Regions from separate parts of the Homo sapiens genome. Here region 2 is linked to region 1. The links are chromatin loops, found by intact Hi-C in ENCODE. Cell type or tissue: sigmoid colon. All regions are shown on one strand. Each heading gives the region's core, and the rest is flanking DNA. Links, peaks and the distances in the headings are about the cores only. Region 1 overlaps TNPO1-DT (TNPO1 divergent transcript). Region 2 overlaps TNPO1-DT (TNPO1 divergent transcript).

Region 1 (2,917 bases), core at 174-2,673:
TCTGGTCACAATATAGGGCTTTGATGGAACAGGCTTAGATTCCTCTCACCTGATCACTGCATCTAAATGAGAAAAAACGGAATCCCATTCACAATGCAAATATTACAGAAAACCAGAAACCATTCTGCCTTATAATCAAAACGAGAAAGCTGTTATTGTAGCTCTGCACCATTTCCAGAGGCTATTAATTCACTGCAAAACCCTGTCCTAAAATGAAAGCCTCGGCAGCATGACATTGTCTCTCCTAAAGAACCACTTTGTCTTAGCAGCGTCGCTTCCAAAGTCATGGATGAAGTTGGCTGACAAGAACTGATTTGGGCACTTTGTTCTGGTCACATACTTTTCTAGAAATAAAATATTAATGTGAGCCAGAGTGAGGCAGAAATTAAGTAATTCAGACAATGACTGCCTGGTGACATTTATTAGAGATAGAAACTATTAGAGTGCTTTTCTGACTTAATAGTATATTTTCTAATCATGATGAACTTCTTGAGGTAAGTCTAACACCATTAACTGTTGATTCTGAATATTTAAAGCATTGTTTGAAGAATCTCCCCAAGGGTTTAAATTTTTTTTTCCTTTCTTCCGTAGGATATTATATGGCAGCAAACTTCAAAGGATCCAACAGCGATTTTCAATTATATGTATTATTAGCTCCATAATCAGCCAGCATATTAAAAAGAGCAAAGGCAGTAACTTTGAGCACTTGGGATTGGCATCAGGTTTCAAAGTTACATTTGGCTCTTGTGCAGGGTAACAGACTTGGTGAAGATTTTTATTCCAGTTCTTTATTATTTTGTTTTGTCTCATTTCAATTCTCTACCAATGGTTTTCAAAGTTTCAGACAGCATTGTTGCCTTCACCCCAAGGTAAAAATCAAACCAAAATGTTTTAGGTGTTTCTTTCTTTTTTTTAATGATTTTTGGGTTCTTATACCACCAGTCTGTTTCTCTTTGTTTTTTCTCTTGGATATTTTTTCTTGAATTTTGGCATTCATTTTAATACATTGAATTATTAGATCATTGCTAGATCATTTCTAAAAGTATATAAAATTACACTGTCATGAATTTTAATGATGCTGATTGCCACTGATATAGCAAAACACAAAAGAGTTCTGATCATTGTAGGGCAATGATACCACCCTGAATTGAGAGTCCTGAGGAAATAGGATCAGTGCATCTGGAGGTTTATTTTTCCTTTTGGGCGGGGGGTGGTTTAAATGATGATTTCTAAGCACCATCTCCAATTTAACTGGAGACAGCACTCTCCATCTCCAATCCTCGCACTTCAGTGTCATAGCTCTGCTATGAGTCAGTTTCCCAAAGAGGGGCTGGAAATTTATTCGGAGTAGAAGAGGATGTTGCTTATACAAACAGTCACATCAATCAAATGCTCTGGAATTCAAAACAACTATAATGACTTGATTCATGGAAGAATGTTATGTGCTTTAAAAACCAAGGCAGCATTGTTAGGTTGGGGGGACAGGGACAGGCACACTAAAAAGAAACAGAGAAGAGGATGGGGCCTGAGATTGGACTAGGGAGGAGAGGTCTGATGCCGGGGCTCCATCCAAAGCAGGGCATGTTCAACTATTGGTATCTACTTCTCTGCAGTTTCCAAGAAGAAAAAGAGCTTCAAGCAACCAGCCTTTTACAGACACTCGTTCACAACCTCCCAGTGATTTACAACCACAGCCAGGGTGGTTATGGCTGGACCAGGCCCAGCAACCACTCTCAAATTTGGCCGTGGGGCAGCAGCCAAATTTCACAGGCTGGTTACAAAATTCATGCAGCATGGTGATCATCCTCAGGCTTAGAGTGAGTTGGGCATATTGAAAAATAGAGCAATGCTTCAGCTTTCATTTGCCACAAGGCAAATGCTCGGAGATGGCCCCAAGGTCAAGAGCCCCTTCCTCCCAGATGGCTGTCTTGACCATGGTTTCACAGGCAACTTTTGCCTTCAATTCTGCAGAACTGTGCTGGGGGCATGTACTACAGATGGCTTGTTGGCTCCCATTTTTCCCCTGTCCCCTTTATAATTTAGAAAGAGGCTTAGCTCCTTATCTAATACTTGGAATGTGATACTCAATGTATATTAACTGCTGAACTGAGAACATTTTTAACATTCTCAATTGTAAGATAGTAGGGGCAAGGCCTTAGTCAGCAAATAGAGGCTAACATATTTTCACCTACTAAAATTGCAAGATATTATGAAGTGTGGTAACAGACAATTCATAGCACTTCATGAGACATACAGGTTACATATCCAAAGTGTACCTCTCCTGCTTTATTGTGTCATTACAGACAACAGTTATATTTACTACAGATATCTACAGGTTGAGTGAGGAAAGCACTGCCAAGTTAAAAATAAAGATGCAGAAACTCACCAAACCCCGTCTCTACTAAAAATACAAAAATTAGCCAGGTATGGTGGCGCATGCCTGTAATCCCAGCTACTCGGGAGGCAGAGGTGGGAGAATTGCTTGAACCTGGGAGGCGGAGGTTGCAGTGAGCCGAGATCACACCACTGCACTCCAGCCTGGGCAACAGAGCAAGACTCCGTCAAAAAAAAAAAAAAGATGCAGAAACTCAGGTTAGCCCAGAGCCAGTGATTTTCCAGTTACAAATCAAAGCCTGGCAGAACTACACAGAGAAACCAATCCCTTCTAGTCCTTTGCTTTCTTATTTCACTGATGTTGATGGAGAGGATCAAGAGCTTGGTTTACCATGAGAGCAAAGGAAGAGTAGTGAAAATTTTACTGGTTCAAGTAATTTAAGACAATACAGAAATGCACTTTGCAAAAAGACCATCAAGAGTTTAGATCAACAAAATAGAGGGTGTTGGGTGTGCCAACAGGCCCCTAGCCTCTGTTTCACCAAAAAACCTCACCATAACCTGCAAAAAGAAGAATCCTTTG
Region 2 (2,917 bases), core at 317-2,816, 67 kb after region 1:
ACCAAGAGCTTTTCACCCAGATTGATTAATTGTGGACATTTTGCTACATTTACGCTATCTCTCCCAGCCCATTAGAAACATTATAAATGAAAATAGTTCACTTGATGAGGTAAAATATTGAGGATAACTTTTTTATTCCCTTTATGGTCAGAATGTTTGTCCCGCAAACACACAGCACACAAGAAAAAACTTTTTTAAAAACATAAACACATGAAAGCCACAACACAAATGTGGCCAGCCTAGTTTCTCCATACAACATAGAGATAGAGTAAACAGAGAGGCAACTGGGATAGAAACAGAATGAACTTTGGAGGCTGGATGCAAGCCGCAGCTCCACTACTTTCTGAGCTTTGTGATAATTGGGCAAATTACTTAGCCTCCCTGAGCTTCCATTTCCTCCTGGGTAAAATGTATAGGAATTATTAAAGATCTGTATTTCCAATGATTCTAATTTAGTAGGTCCAAGGAATCTGCCAAAAATCTGCCTTTTTAACAAGTTCAATGTAGGTGGTTCACAGAACACATTCTGAGAAACATTGAGTAGGAAGGAAGTTAGCTAAGGAATTTCTAAAATGGGGGAAAGAGACCTCAAGCCCTTTACAATGTCTCTTCGGCTCTTCCTTCCCCCACTATACCCGCTTCCCCTTCCCCTTCCCTTATCTTCTCCCGCCTTGGAGGCACCACAGTTTTACCTCTCTGGCTCCAGTTTGGTCTTCTCCAAGTGAAGTCCTCCTATATCATCTTCTTTACCCTACATCCCACCCCTAATTCATCCAAGTTTTCCCACCGGTCTCTAACATAAAGCTCATGCTTCAGACAGCCCTGTCTGCACCTACAACACCTCCCACTTGCCCTTACTCTCTGCCTCCTGTTCAGAGCCCATCTCGGGTCCTCCTCTTCCAAGAAACCCTCCCTCATTATTCCCACCACCCTGAGATCCCCACTCCTTAAACGGTTTAGCATTTAACTCTACTTTGCATTATTCTCCTGGCCCCCTTGTTTTATTCTGAGCACCTCTAAATAAGCTCTGAGCCCCTTGAGGAGCAGTGATCTCTCTTTCCTCATATTCTCTGTGACACTTAGCATACTACTAGACACATAGTAGGCACCAACTCAACCTAAACTGACTGGCCGATTACTTAACTGACTTATTGAGGACGTCTAGATGAGATCACAGAAAGCAGCTCTGAAAGGGTGAGAACAAGTGTGGAGCTTATAGGTTGATGAACCCACTTAGGGGCTCTTGAGTAGCGTTGACCAATCTTTGAGGCTGTTTTAAATAATGAGCTGTTAGTTAAGTGGCAAGATAAAAGTAGAGTTCACAATAAAATCTAAAATGAATGAAAAGCAATGGGGAAACAGCTGCTGTCTCATGCTCTGTTGTCTCTTTGATGAGTTTCAATTAAAAATAGCCTTAATACATAAAATTCCCTGGCGAGTTCCCTTTATTGTCCCTTTAATATGTTACTAAGGAGTTATTGGTATCATTTCATGGCTCCAGCACAAATGCCTCTAGGATTTATTGCTAGGTTCACATCTCTGCTCTTTTATAGATTTCTTCCAAGAAGGGCTTGAATACAGGGCTCCCATTATACGTCCCTTGTGGTAGTTTGGCTACAGCAAGCTGCATCAGCAAATGGCAATAAAGCTCACCAAGGCAACAACGATTACTCACCAGCAGAGTTTGATTTAGAGCAGAATGTTTCTAGAAAGATTCTGATGTAACCCTTTTACTTCCATCTCCCAAGAACATAGAAATGGAAAAATCAATTACAGCTCTCGGGTTTCATATGTTGCTGAGTTTTGCCATAGCAGGAGGCAGGATGGTAAAAAATACACACACACACACACACCCGCACACACACTTCTCTTTAGACAAAGCCATTTTGCAAATAACTAAAAAACAGAGTGCTTCCAAAAAAGGTGGTATGTTTAATTAAGACAAATTACAAAGAAGTACTATTAGAAAGACCTTATTTTTATTTTATTTAAGGGCTTAAAAAAGCTTAAATCACAAACTCTTAGTTATGTCAACAGGCTGTCAATAAAAATCAGTAGGCTGGGGTCACTAGAGTCACTAGCGCACTCATCAGTCCTGGGTCTTTAACCAGTGGTCATTGTCAAAGCTCATTAGCTCGCTCTATATCCAGAGTGGAGACACCATCTATCAGTTACTGTTACTTCGTGACAAACCATACGAAAGAGAGCTTTAAATCCACCTGTGCTTTAAGCCTGGGAAAGAGAGGATAAATGTCCTCGGATATCAGCTCCAACAGAGAAAGTGTCTGCAGAAGGCAACAGGATGATTGTGTATGGGTTGGGCTGGGTGGCTGTTTTGTTTAAATTAACCAATGATTGCTGACTTCATTCTACAGACCTGACTTGCCCTTTCTGGATGTTTCCTAATCTCACTCTCCATAGAAGACCGAAAAATGAGTGTTGTGAAATTAGCACACGTTTAGTGACATTATAATTAGATAACTTTCCCCCTCGAAAGTCCAACTCCTGAATCACTAAACAGATGTGATGTCTGTTCAATGTTTATCTGACTGTAAAAGCAGAGAACAGAAACAATACACTCCTAATTATGCAATAGGGCATGACTCCCCTGACACACAGCCATCAGACACTGCCTTTCTTCATTTTAATACCCTCGGGTATTACAATTCAATAACTTCAGGTATTATTGCCCTTTCTTCTTTTTACAAAAATTAACAGATCATTTGAGCAAACATTTTATTCCCACCTTAGCCAACTTGTACTTATCTAAATGACTGCCATTCAGAATTGTATGATGGACCCCCTCCACCTACCAGATGCTCGGCAAAAGTCTTAGTTCATTAGATTGTCTAATGACCAACAGCAGTGCTTCCCAAACTTTATTGCATTTTCAGATCACCCGAGGATCCTGTTAAAT

The links. Peaks named below come from ENCODE experiments on the same cell type or tissue, not always from the same donor. Only the 100,000 strongest peaks of a DNase experiment are listed, where the experiment ranks them.
Region 2: it touches region 1 in a loop (2.4-fold over the local background); 3 of 110 quality-filtered maps call a loop at or near these places.

Annotation. Positions count from the first base shown.
Region 1 is chr5:72,623,412-72,626,328 of GRCh38, forward strand. All of the region lies in intron 7 of TNPO1-DT (TNPO1 divergent transcript), which reads right to left. Among named protein-coding and RNA genes, the nearest start is that of ZNF366, 120 kb to the left of the region's middle. In sigmoid colon, for the core only: no CTCF peak of the experiment used is centred there; a DNase peak (open chromatin) is centred at 1,720; H3K27ac peaks cover 315 bases.
Region 2 is chr5:72,690,738-72,693,654 of GRCh38, forward strand. The region is part of intron 5 of TNPO1-DT (TNPO1 divergent transcript); the gene reads right to left. Among named protein-coding and RNA genes, the nearest start is that of TNPO1-DT, 120 kb to the right of the region's middle. In sigmoid colon, for the core only: no CTCF peak of the experiment used is centred there; no DNase peak of the experiment used is centred there.